Regions from separate parts of the Mus musculus genome. Here all the other regions are linked to region 2. A link is a contact called in ENCODE Hi-C or POLR2A ChIA-PET data. All regions are on one chromosome and are shown on one strand. The core of a region is the stretch at or near the end of the contact, and the rest is flanking DNA. Distances in the headings are between cores, read along the strand shown. Region 1 holds the start of Pfkfb4 (6-phosphofructo-2-kinase/fructose-2,6-biphosphatase 4). Region 2 holds the start of Slc26a6 (solute carrier family 26, member 6). Region 3 holds the start of Ccdc51 (coiled-coil domain containing 51).

Evidence for each region. Hi-C counts contacts between places; a loop is a spot of excess contacts on that map. ChIA-PET counts read pairs that join two places held with the same protein, here RNA polymerase II (POLR2A).
Region 1: POLR2A ChIA-PET joins it to region 2 with 16 read pairs in embryonic stem cell. The contact joins the promoter of Pfkfb4 here to the promoter of Slc26a6 in region 2. POLR2A ChIA-PET finds 5 or more read pairs at or near these places in 3 of 5 experiments (Patski and embryonic stem cell).
Region 3: a map of T-helper 17 cell shows a loop between it and region 2 (2.8-fold over the local background). The contact joins the promoter of Ccdc51 here to the promoter of Slc26a6 in region 2. A Hi-C loop is called at or near these places in 3 of 37 maps with a recorded cell type or tissue (T-helper 1 cell, T-helper 17 cell and regulatory T cell). POLR2A ChIA-PET finds 5 or more read pairs at or near these places in 1 of 5 experiments (embryonic stem cell).

What each region holds. Positions count from the first base shown.
Region 1 is chr9:108,990,581-108,994,812 of GRCm38, forward strand. It overlaps Pfkfb4 (6-phosphofructo-2-kinase/fructose-2,6-biphosphatase 4), which reads left to right and starts at 1,322. Exons shown (of 14, transcript NM_173019.5): 1 at 1,322-1,532. The coding sequence starts at 1,436.
Region 2 is chr9:108,852,523-108,856,787 of GRCm38, forward strand. It overlaps Slc26a6 (solute carrier family 26, member 6), which reads left to right and starts at 1,521. Exons shown (of 20, transcript NM_134420.4): 1 at 1,521-2,312; 2 at 3,255-3,420; 3 at 3,501-3,640; 4 at 3,810-3,920; 5 at 4,154-4,265. The coding sequence starts at 3,302. Celsr3 (cadherin, EGF LAG seven-pass G-type receptor 3) reads left to right here. Exons shown (of 36, transcript NM_001359572.1): 36 at 1-447.
Region 3 is chr9:109,079,307-109,083,839 of GRCm38, forward strand. It overlaps Ccdc51 (coiled-coil domain containing 51), which reads left to right and starts at 3,190. Exons shown (of 4, transcript NM_025689.4): 1 at 3,190-3,261. Tma7 (translational machinery associated 7) reads right to left here and starts at 3,075. Exons shown (of 4, transcript NM_183250.2): 1 at 3,021-3,075; 2 at 2,865-2,920; 3 at 2,696-2,783. The coding sequence starts at 3,036.

The DNA of each region.
Region 1 (4,232 bases), core at 72-2,571, 140 kb after region 2:
TCTGGAGACTGGTGGGGGTCAAACGCAGAAGAGTGACTTCCGAACACCACCCCTCACTGGCCTCTAAGGGGTCATGTTCACTGGGGGTCGCCCAGCTGGAGAATTCGTTCATATGGTACCACTTTAGCCCTTAAGCCTGAGCTGCCAGCCCTGGCCCTGGGCCCTTGTCCCAGTACATTTTCAAAGGCAGAGAGGGAGGTAATATAATGAATGAGAACGCCCACATGTTTTTAAACAGATTTCTGAGGCTGACACATTTAATCTGTACCACAGTCTTGTAAAATTGATGACGTCTGCATCTCATTTTCCTGATGAAGAGACAGAAGCTCGTTAAAAAAAAAATTCATTATTAAAACACTAATTGGGGCTGGGGTTAGCTTACTTAGCATACACAAAGCCTTAGGTTCTCTAGGTTCGATTCCCTGCATAAACTCTGTGGAAACACTGGAGCTTGGAAGGTGAAAGCAAGATGAGCAGAAGTTCAAGGTTATCCTCAGCTACACATTAAGTTCCAGGACAGCCTGGCAACATGAAACCAGCCCTTCTTCTCCCCCCCAAAAGAAAGAAAAACCAAACAGCAATAAAATTATAATTGGTAAAATATAAATCCTGGGAAGAAAATCAGAATACTGCTTAGTGAGACCCCAAACAGCTTGTTCATATATTTCAGAGATTTAGCCTAAATTCCCCAGCAGCCAGGCCAAAACATGGTCGATTTTGAGATGTATTCTGTGTTTATGTCCCTAAGAGAAGGGAACTTTTTCTGTGTGGTTGAACAAGTTGTTCTTGTGGACCCGGGAAGTTTCAAGGCTAAAAGCAACCGAGGAGGAACGAAGAAGGTCCAGGAGGGCGCAGCGGTGGTTGACTTCCAGGGCAGCAAGTCAGTCATTAGAGCCATTCAGGGACAAGTGCCACGCTGGTCCAGACTATCCGGCTCTGAGGATCACGCAGGCCTGCTCAGCTTCTCCGTACCCTTCTCAGTAGGCGACTGTGAGGTCACATTTCTCAAGGGAGTAAGAGGCCACACAAGCTTTGGGGCAGGGCTGCAGCACCCTGGGCGGGACCATGAGTGGGGCCTATGCATATAAGAACAATCTGGTTGAGTACAGTAAACTTCACATCCGGGGCGGGGTCTGCATAATCCGGGTGTCAAAGGTAGCTAGTATTGAGCATGCGCGTTATCAACTCTGGTTTGACGGATGGGGCGTGCTTAGTCCAAAAGAAGCTATAGTAAAATTGGGCATGCGTAGTCGTAGGCCAGTGCCTCTTTAGTTTGGGTGGAGCCTATTAGTTCTGGGGCGGGCCTGCGAGAAGATTGACAAGAGTTGGAGCCGCTAGAGGGTGGGCGGGGCCGGAGGGGCGGGACCTCGGGTGGCCCGAGGTGGCCCGGTTGCTGGGTGAGTAGCAGCGCAGTCCGATTCATCCCAGCCCAGGGATGGCGTCTCCACGGGAACTGACCCAGAATCCCCTGAAGAAGATCTGGATGCCGTACAGCAATGGCAGGCCCGCTCTGCACGCCAGCCAGCGTGGTGGTAAGACCGGGGTCCTAAAGGAGAGAGAGAAGGTGAACCCTGATGGGTGGGTAGACGGCCTAGACGAGGGTCTCGAGTGAAAAGGCAGGAGACTGGTAGAGAAGCAGGCACCGGTGAGGCTATTGTAACTGGTGGGCGGAGTCGGGGACAGGTGAGAGGCTGAGAACAGGTGAGCGGGAGTGACCGTGGTACCGTGACAGTGGCCCGCAGAAGTGTGGTGAAGCAGGAGTGGGGACAGATGTGAGGGGACATCTCAGTCTGTTGGAGACTGGGTCTGACCCAGTGGATAGGCACCGACCCGAGCTGTTTCCAGTGCCTGTGTATAGAAGAGGACTTCGTTTGTGGCCGTGGCTCTTTACTCTCTCCTGGCCACAGAGTGGGCTAGCGGGAAGTCTGGCTGGAAACTGAGTTGTGTAGCTCCAGACAAGGCAGTTGGCTTCTTTGAGCTGAGAACTTTTGAAAGCCTAGCCATGGGCTAGTTAGTAGTCCTCAGGTACCCCTTGGTTTTAATGCCAAAGTTTTAGAGGAACTTTGGGGGAGTACAGTTGTCAAGATTTGGACAGTGGGAACGGCACACCATATGGACCTATATCTGTGCCCCTGGATGTGGAAGCACCCACTTGAGTTCACTGTTAAATAACTGCACAGGAGAGTCAAACATCAAAGAACTATGCTGGAATTTGTGAATTGCGAAGTGACTTACCTCTTCTGGGATCCTGAGTGTTCTCATCTACTTCCTTGGCTTTTCTGTTTGTTCTTGAACGAGTCTGTAATTTTTTATTGACAGGGAAAAGAAAAAAATTGTTTTATAAGTAACTCAAATATTGTAATGAATTTGCAGCTTGGCAAAGACCTCAGAGAACATCTCGTACAACTGGTGGCGCAGATATGGAAATGGAGATCAGGCTGTTGTGTGATGTGCCAGGGTCTCCGTGCATTCCTAAAGGCTGCTGTGTGTGATAAGGGAGGGGAGGGTCCTCTACGCTTCTGTGGCCAAGGCCAGCCTGAGGCCACGACTTTGACCATTACCATAATGAGAGGGGTTGGGAGTGGGGAAGGCGTGTGTTATATGATCATGACTTGGGTCCTCCTAGAATGGCAGTAGTTCAGAAGCAGACTGTGTTCCTGTGGGTGGTGGCTCTGACCACAGTATGGGTACTGGTGGAGCCATAGCTGTGCAGACAGACACATTCTGAGTCCTCAGGGGCTGTGGATTTAGCCTGGCCAGCTTCCAAAAGGAAGAATTAATCAGAAGCTCCTTGCCAGTCTATTAGGACAGCCGTCCAGACCAGAGGGTGGCTGCCCCCGTTACAGAAGGGCAGGGACCTGGACTTTGGGGACAGTAACGCTCAAGCCACATCCTGGACCAGCTGTGTGATCTTGGACAAGGAGCCAACCCTTAGACCTCAGCCTAGGATGAGACCATTGTCATTTTTGCCTCTAACAAGTAAATACTTGAAAATTGGAAGCAAGCTGGGTGTGGTGGTGCAAACCTTTGATCCCAGCACTCAGGAGGCAGAGGCAGGAGGATCTCTTTGAGTTTGAAGCAACTCAAAGTACATAGTGCGTCCCAGGGTGGTGAGGGCTTTGTAGAGTGACTCTGTCTCAAAAATAAACAAACAAAACAAAACACAAACAGAGGGAAGAAAGGAAAGTAGATCTCACCACCACCAATCTCCTTTTTGCCTTTTATTACATCAGAGTCGGGGACTGAGGTGTCAGCCTGAGCCAGACCCTTCTGTCTGCTCCCAAGGCCAGGCCTGTACATCTTTCCCTAAGTTCTAAGTATAGGATTGAAATGTGGCTCTTGTATCACGTGGTTGTGGCACGTGTCTTTCGTCCCAGGGAGACAGAGGAGGCATATGGATCTCTGAGTTCAAGGCCAGCCTGACAATGAGTTCCAGAACAGCCAAGGCTACATACACTTTTCTGGACGGGAGGTGACATGGCCAAAGATGAGGCTTACAGATGTGTGCCCTAGCCAGGGATCCCAGAGGTCACAGCACAGCCAGTCAGCCTCTCTGTATGCACCTGTGACCAGTGACCTGGGGCCAGGTTGGAAGACTGCCAGGACAGTAAAGCCCCTAGGGCAAGGAAGGATAGATGGCCTGACCAAGACCCTTCCGAGGAAGAAAATGCCTGCTTCTAGTTGGGGCTGCTGGTGGGTTTTCTCTGCTGTCCCCAGCTCCTCGGGGTCCCCAGCTCCTTGGGGTGTTGGTGTTGGTGCCAATTGACACAGGCACGTTCTCCAGTCTCGAACACCATAAGCAGTTGATAAAATTTGATACATTTATATAACCCAGAGCCACGCCGACGTGTCTGGAAGCTATTAGTCTTCCTTACCATTAGCATCCCAGCTTAGACCTTTAGGAGCTCTGAGGAGATGGGACAGGGCATGAGGGACCCCAGTACCGTGGCAGGTAGGATATTGTTTTTTGTTTTTGAGGATGTAGTAGACTGGGCTAGTGTTGACCTTGTGTTCTCTTGCCTCTGTCTGTCTGCTGGCCTGCCTGTCCGTCCGTCTTCCTTTGTTTCTTTCTTTTTAAGTTTCCTAGGTTTTATTTACTTATTTTATGTGTTTGAGTATTTTGCTTTCATGTAGGTCTGTGAACTGTGTGTGTGCCTAATGTCCGTAGAGGTCAGAAGGCAGCACCAGATCCCTTGGAACTAGAGTTCTGGACCCTTGTGCTCCTCTGTGGG
Region 2 (4,265 bases), core at 271-2,770:
GGAGGGGCCTAAAAGACCCACCTGCGATGCCCCTGGACCTGGCCATCTTGAGGTAGGCTTCTAATCCCAACTTTTCCCAGGTCAAAGGTCAGCTGAGTCTTCTAACAGCTTGCCCCGAAAGTGGCTCAGGACCGGGGTTCTGTGCAGCCGCCACCCACCCCTACCCTGTGTTTACTCTTGGGAGGCAGTTTCTGAGATTCAAAAAAATCCCACTTCACTGCCTGTGCCAAATCCCACCAGCCAGGTCCCCAGCTCTCTTTACCCAGACTGACCCCTGCCCTTGAAGGGCTGAGAGGCCTGTCGGTTGGGAGAGTGTCCTTGCTATGTCCTAGGTTCTGTAGATGCCCGTCTCTGGGGTCCCCTTCCAACAGTGGCCCTCTTTCCTGTCTGTGTAAATTGTTCCGTGAAGCCGCGCTCTGTTTTGGGAATAAACTTCTATAGAAAACACTTGTTCCTCTTTCTGTCTCAGCTGTTGAGAATACTCACCCAGGATGACCTTTGTAGGACTCTGAGCTCTCCTCCCTCCAAAATAGCCAGTTATTTTTAGCCCATTTCATGGGAGATTTGGACCAGGTTCCCATTTCTTTCTGAAATATGGCCTCTCACCTTGTGACTGGAGCCTGAAGTTGGAGCGCAGGAGCTGCGCCAAGAGAAGCCACTTTCCTGGTCTAGGCAGTCATATGAGGGTTTCCTTAATATCCAGAGGCTGACATTTGTGGCCCTGCCCATTAGTCACCCCAAACCTAGGCGTTCCCACTTCAGTTCCTGCTTACCCACCCACACTCTGGCCCTTACTGGTCTTTTCTCACTTGGATCAGGCCAGAGCTTCCAGACCTGGAAAGGATCCTGAGTGCTCCATTTCCAGTCTAGGCAGCCAGGTGTGAAAGTGAAAGGGGGGGGGGGGGCTTAAGAAGCCACCCATGGTGACAAATACCTTTGATCTCTTCTTTAATCCCAGCACTCACTAGGCAGAGGCAGGTGGATCTCTGTAGACAAGTCTGGTCTACAGAGAGTTCCAGGACAGCCAAGGCTAAACAGAGAAAACTTGTCTGGAAAAAAAGAAATGGAGGTGGGGTGGGGCTGGTCTTGAGGACCACTGTGCCAGGTCTCAGAAGGAAAAATCTGAGGGTGATACTCACAGCTTGGTGGTCCCTGAGAGACCCTACAGGCCTAGATCTCCCACAGTTGAGGCTGGGGCCCCTGGTTGCACACCTAGGCATCCAGATCGGTCAAGAATGTCTCCTCTGCATAAAGTGGGGACCTTCTACAAAGCATACAATTAGGTCCAGCCACTTAAGGGCACAGAGGCATAACATTGGCCAAGCGTAGCGCTGGGCCTTCGTTCCAGTCCTCCAGTCTCAGCAGAATGCTCCAGCTCCCAGCAGGTTAACAAGAATCGCAGGCAGGGACAGAAGCTAGGCCGACGGGAAGGAAAGGGTTAAAATTTTATTCTCCGGGCTCGCCCCGCCCAGAGAGTATGACTTGGATTCCACCCCCAGAATTCTGATTGGTCTGATCTTGCACATCCTAGCGGTGGAGCTTGCGGCCGGCCAAGTTCTGGGCCTGGCGCCACCTTCTAGCCGGTAGTGGCCTCCTGGGGGAGCTGTTTGAAAAGCGGTACACGAGTTACCCTCTGAGGGCCATGGGACTTCCCGATGGGTCCGGTGAGTTGCAGGGCGCTGCCCAAATTCCGCGTGCCCGCGAAGCGCTAGTAGTTCTGTGACTCCCGGCCTGGGTCAATTCAGGAAGGGAACCTCCAAGTCCCCGACAGGCATTTCCCGTCTGCGGAGCCTTAGTTTACCGCCTTGCCGATTTTCCGAAGGAGGTTATCCATCAACAGCGAGGGATGGGGGCGGGCTCTGGCGCGACCCCAGCTCTTGAGGGTTGTACTGAACGTCCCTGGAGTGCTAATAAGGGCGCTGCAGGGAAGTTGCTGCTTACCGAGGAGTCCTGGCACGGGAGGTGTGCCAGCTGGGCGCGTTGGGACTGGGAGAGAAACCGCTGCAAGACAGGCTCTAGCCAGGCGGTGGACCAGCCGCGGCCTGAGTCGGCAGGGTACTGTTCACATTTGTCGCTGCCGGCCCTTGTGCCCTCCCAAAGGGAGGTGCCAAGCATCAAGGCTCCGCCCTCCAAGGCGCGTGCCGCCTGGTAAGGGGAGGGAGCCCTTTAAGAAGACTTGAGAGATCTTGAAGGAGGGGAGAGGGGCCGCTGAGATCTCCTGGAGCCCGCGGTGCAGAGAATCTCTGAAGATCTTCCTTGCGTCTGCACTGCTCCCTCCTCCATTGGATACCCAGGTTAGAGAGTCTTCCCAGGTGAGTTCCTACCCCTCTGGTGGGATTCTCTCCCCTGGTTATAGCCTCTCCTAGATCAGAACTCACAGGTGATATCTTTCCCACAGGCTAGCCCCTCCCCCCTGCCCACTCCAAATTTGTTTCCCCTGAAATATATTTATAGAGAGCTGCATTCCATATGGAGGCACCCCCCCCCCAGATCAGAGTTTCTTCTGAGAGACCCCCTCAGATCCTATTCTCTGGTAAAGTCTCCCACTTCCGAGAGAAGTGCCTCTCCAGAGAAGTGCCTCCCGATGAGAGATTCCCACACCCCCGGTCAGAACTTGCCTGGCTGGTGAAAGCTTTCAGGGCAGAGTTCCCTCCAGGTTGGATTGGCTTCCAAAAGCTCCTGTTCCCAGGTGAAGTCTCTCTACTTCGAGTGGGAGCCTGTCAAAACTCCCTGGAGGTGAGAGCTTCGACCCTGGAGTCTTGCTGGACCCTGTCCTGAAACTGGAGGGCAGTATTGCTTACAGACCTCTGGTTTGCTAGTTCTTATCTGTCAACTCGCTCTCAGCCAACAAGGTTGGGCTCCTGGTGGAAAAGCTGGAAAGGGGACTGGACAGGAATTGATTCAGGGAAGGAAGCCAAGGGCCTGAGAGGTAGGGGCTAGGAAGCGCAGTCAGTTTGGACCTGGACCCAGACCTGGACTTGGACTTGAAGTGGTACTCGGGGCTGGGCAGCCACACCTGAGCTGGATGTGTGGGCATGCTCATCCATCTCTCCCTTCCGGAGAGACTTTGGCCCAGAAAGAGTCTTCCAGCAGCCAAAGTTCAGATACTGCCTCTGTCAGGGTGTGAGCACGGGGCCCTCAGAGACCAGCAGAGTTAGCTCTACCCTTGATCTTTGAGCCCAGAAAACTCAGGTATGTGGCTCTGTGGTCCCAAGTAGAAGTTCTATTGTATATCTGTGGTCTCACCTCTCTAGACCAAGGGACACATCAGACGCAGGCACTCCTGTCTGCAGCCCAAGAAATGGAGCTGCAGAGGAGAGACTACCATGTGGAAAGGCCATTGCTGAACCAGGAGCAGCTAGAAGATCTGGGGCATTGGGGCCCAGCGGCGAAGACCCACCAGTGGCGAACTTGGTTCCGGTAATGATGAGGGGAGAGGTTCTGGGGGTTCTTTCAAGGCCCAGACAGTCCACCCTGTAACAGACTTTTCTCCGTCCTAGATGCTCCCGTGCTCGGGCCCATTCTCTTCTGCTCCAGCACGTTCCAGTCCTGGGCTGGTTACCCCGGTATCCTGTGCGTGAATGGCTCCTGGGTGATCTGTTATCTGGCCTGAGTGTGGCCATCATGCAGCTTCCTCAGGGTGAGCTACCTCCAACCTCAGGGTTGCAAGTTCTGTGGTCTGTGAAGTGTCAAACCAGAAGCCAAGACCTCTGCTCTTGGAGCTATGACCCCCTGAGCCCAGGGCTTGGAGTCTCTATCTTTTTGATACCCTGTTCTTCAAGTCTGCATTGCTACTGTTTTATCTGCAGGCTTGGCCTATGCCCTTCTGGCGGGATTGCCTCCTATGTTTGGTCTGTACAGTTCTTTCTACCCCGTCTTCATCTACTTCCTGTTTGGTACCTCCAGACACATCTCTGTGGGTAAGTGGAGTCAGGCAACCCTTTCATAGAGGGCAGGGCAGGACAGGTTAGAGAAGAAGGAAGTGGCCTATGAATCGCCCCAAGCAGCACTAGGAAACTGTAGGGCTTCTTAGGTGCTGAATATCTCAAAGCCCTGGCTTCAGGGTGAATGATCTAGTCCTTGGGGCTGGGAAGTTCTTAAAGACCTGCCCAGCCTGCCCACGATCCAGACTTCCCCTGTCCTCCCCCTGAAGGGACCTTTGCTGTAATGTCTGTGATGGTGGGCAGTGTGACAGAATCTCTGACAGCAGATAAGGCCTTCGTGCAAGGCTTGAATGCCACAGCTGATGATGCACGCGTGCAGGT
Region 3 (4,533 bases), core at 1,940-4,439, 230 kb after region 2:
CTCTCTAGTCCCTCAATGCATAGTTTTAAAAATCAATTTTTAATTTTATTTGCATGCATGTTTTACTACATTTATGGATGGTTATGTGCATGCCTGGTACCTGCAGAGGACAGAAGAGGGTATCCGATTCTAAAGCTGGAATTACAGATTGTTGTGAATAACTATGTAAGCCATGAGAACCAAACCTGGGTCCTCTGTAAAAGCAACAGTGCTCTTTACTGCTGAGCCATCCAGTCCCTTTCTTTTCTTCAATTTACATTTAACTTATTGTATGTATGTACATATCAGTGCACATACATGTGCCACAGTGCATAGGTAGAAACCAGAGGACAACTTTCATGAGTTAGACAATCCTACTACATAGATCCCAGGGATTGAACTAGAGTCCTCAGGCTCAGAGGCAGGGTTTTTACCCACTGAGCCAATTCATGGTCCCCTCTTAACTGCGACTTACAACACTATATCCCATCTTATATTCCTAGAGATCTAGAGATTTTTTTTTTTTTTTTTTTTTCCTGAGACAGGGTTTCTCTGTATAGCCCTGGCTGTCCTGGAACTCACTTTGTAGACCAGGCTGGCCTCGAACTCAGAAATCTTCCTGCCTCTGCCTCCCGAGTGCTGGGATTAAAGGCGTGCGCCACCACACCCGGTTTAGAGATTGGTTTATTATGCCTTCATTTTATTCAATTTTAAACATAATGCCAGGCAGCAGTGGTACACGCCTTTAATCCTAGAATTTGGAAGGCAGAGGCAGGCGGATTTCTGAGTTCAAGGCCAGCCTGGTCTACATAGTGAGTTCCAGGACAGCCAGGGCTACACAGAGAAACCCTGTCTCAAAAAACTAAAGAGAGAGAGAGCACACAGTTTAGCGGTGGAGGTGCACACTTTTAACCCCAGCACCCAGGAAAAAGAAGCAGGTGGTCCTCTGAGTTTGAGGCCAGCCTGGTCTACATAGTGAGTTCCAGAGCACCCAGAGCTATACAGAGACCCTGTCAAAAACAGAACAAGAGCACAAAAGAACCATGACAAAACAAATCTTAAGAGTCCAGGTACAGAGGTGCACCCTAGCATATCGAGGTCAAGGTCACAGGATGGGGAATTATTAGGAGACCTTGTTTAAAACAAACAAGAAACCCAAAATGGATGGGGCTCAGTGAGAAGTAGTACTCGTTACAAGTTCCTTTATCAGAAATTCCTGGGATTTGGGGGACATTTGCATACACATGATATCTCAGGGACCGGATCCAATTGTGGAGCCAGCACTTACTCATGCTTCATCTCACCCCCATGCACATGGCTTGAAGTGAATGTAACACAACACTTCCAGGGCCTCTGCACTTGACTGTAATGCATCATCCAACACCAGGAGTTTGCTTCTGGTGTTAGCTCTCAGATCTGGGACACTTTGGATTTGCAGATTATAAACACTTTGTCTGTACAGGATTTAACCAAGGTCTGACCTCCTTATACATAATCGCAGATTAAAGGTGCCAGATAACTGACCTCATTTTAAAAAGCAATCACAACAGCTACAATTACATTGCTATGTGGATAAACAACAGATCGAACCCAATGCAATAGGTCTTGGGGTGACAGTTCCAGTATCTATGTGACACTGATAACAGGCAGAAATAATTGCTAGTTAGAAAATGCAAAATAGTGCTTTTACAATGCACACAAAGTCAGGCTGGTTGCACAGACTCTAATCTTGGCTATCTAGGTGAAGGCAGGAGAATCTAAAATTCAAGGCCAGCCTCAGAAACTTTTTTTTGGCAGGGTTTCTCTGTGTAGCCCTGGCTGTCCTCGAACTCAGAAATCCCCCTGCCTCTGCCTCCCAAGTGCTGGGATTAAAGATGTGAGCCACCACTGCCCAAATGGTAGAGAACTTGTCTATCAATTTAAAAAACAACAACAAAGGTTAGAGAGATGGCTCAGCATTTAAGAGTACTGGCTGCTCTTCCAGGGGATCTGGGTTCAATTCCCAGTTCACAACTGTCTGTAACTACAGTCCCAGGAGACCTTTGTCTGGTCTTCCAGGGCACTGCACACACATGGTACACAGATATGCATGCATAAAAAACACCTATATGCTTAAATACAAAAATTAAAACTTTTCTTAATGAGATATTAGGACTCCTGGACCTGTGATTCACTCTCAAGAGAAAAAATCGTGGGCAAGGCACAGAGAGAGCATGGAGCGTAGGCTACAGCTCAAGAGGGAGGGTTTGCTTTGCACAAATGAGTGTGCTCCCCAGCATAGCCACAAAACAAAATAGTACCCAGAGCGAAATACATGCTAAGGAGCCTGGACTTTTATCCTCTAGTCTAGATAGCACGACTCAGTATCATTACTGATAACACGACCAGCAAGTAAAAAAAGTCCTATGTTCTAAGGTTAACAACCTATAAAGTGAATTGCTAGTTTGTAACCAGAAACAGGAGGATACTCAGAAACTTAGCTATATGTGTCTGTGCGGCGTACATGTTGGTGTTTCCACTTCTGTAGCTTCTCCATGAACTGGAAGCCCATGACTGTCTTGAGAGGCAACGTTTCCACTCCCGCCCTCTTCGAACTGCACAAACCCAAGGCAGGGGGCTTGGCCAGAGTGTACACCAGACCCAGTAGTTCACCAACGACCCCCGGAACAGACCTGTCCTGCCCTAGTATACCTACAATAGCTCGATCTTCACTTACCCAGGGGGCCCTTCCCGGCGGCCTTGGCTTTTAGCTCTTCGAGTTTCTTCTGTTCCTCCTTTTGTTTCTGCTTGAAAGCCTTATCTTCCTGCAGAGAGGCAAAGCAGGTTCACTCCAGTCCAGTCGCCCATACCCTCAGCGCCCGCCCGGCCTCCGCTCCCGTCCTCACCTCGTCCATCTCCTTGGCCTGCTTCTTGGGCTGTTTCAGGGGCTTCTTTTTGCCACCTGTGGGCGACACGAGCATGCTCGGCCCATCCCCGCCATCGATCGCCCTCCCATGGTTCCCCATCCATCCGTCCCACCCCCGATCTCCAAATAGCCTTACCTTCCCGGCCCGACATGGCGCCTCCAGCCCCTTCACCAGCCCCTGATCGTATGCCGGAAACAGGACTTACAGCCTTCGCTTATGCCGCACCTATGCGTGGCCCCTGATTGGCTGCTAGGCAGGAAGTCACCCTCACGTATTTTAAAGGATGCCTTCAGGGGCGGGTGCTGACCGGTCAGGGGTCAATTGAGTGGCAGACGCGGGGCTTTCTGCTGGAGCCTAATAGGCTTAGGCAATTCAGGTACGGGGCGGAAGGCTCCTTCTGCCTGGGTTTATCCGAAACCGTGGGAGTGGGGGATGGTGTCTGCCTATAAAGCTTGTAATCCGGCACAGAAAGAAAGCATTGCAGGTGGAGGGGAGGGTACATGCAAGTGCCTTTCCGGAACCGAGGAAAGCTCAAGTGGCGGGCACGAGATGGGATAGGAGATGGCAGAAGTGGGTAGTGGCCAATTATCACCCAGTCCTCAGCTTCAGAAGCCGCGGGAAAAAGTTCGGACTTATTGAAACAATGAGTGCAAGTGTTTGCAAATTCTTTCTTCTAGTTCGTTTTTTTGAGTATGTACTTTGTATAGATACATTGTATTCTGGACTGAGGCTTGAGGAACGCTGACATTGTAGCAAGACAAACCTACCGCAGAGCAAATAAGTAAAATACGCATCACACCTTATGTGACCTGTGTGGGGAGGAAAAAAAAAAAAAGCAGAGAAAGTGGTTAAGGAATGCTCCCTTGGTGGGATGTCATTTTTGCTAGGGTAGTTAAAAAAGACTTCTCCAGGGGCTCTCTGAGCAGGACTTTAGGAAGGCCAGGGAGACAACTGTGAACAGGGAAGAGCTAGGCAGTGCCAAGGCCCTGAGTGGAAGACGGCCTTGTGTGTTCCAGTCCTTCATATGATTGGAAGGAGTGAGAAAGCAGTCGAAAATGGAGAGACAATGAGAGTCAGATCCCCTGAAGCTGTGGAGAAGGCGTTGACTTTTGCCCTGAAGAAACTGCGGGACTGTTGAAGGCTGTTGAGATGGAATGGAGATGAGTGAGGGGTAGTCCAGCCATGGCATGCTAGCCAGCGAGACCACTTTGTATACCTGACAGAGATGGGGGTTGGGGAGACTCCTAGGCTTAGAAAGTCAGCAGGATTTTGCTAATAGATTGGATTTGAGTTAGGAGAGAAAACAAGAGGGATTAATTAGGGTGATGTGAGTTTGTCAGCCTAGCATTTGTACCTGAGTTCCCATTAACCACAGTAGCAGGAAAGATGGATTACTATTACGTTTCAAGCAGTGATACAGTTAGATAATATAAAATCCTGAAGAGATGCTTCAGCTGAAGAAGTGACGGAGGGGTGTGTGTGTGTGTGTGTGTGTGTGTGTGTGTGTGTTTGCTTGCTTGAATGAATGTGTGCAATAAAGGCTTGAACCTAGGGCCTCACTCATGTTAGGTAAGTGCTGTATAATTGAACTATATGCCCAGTTTTTGAGGGAAAAATCTAGTTATGAGTGTGTGAATGTATGTGTATA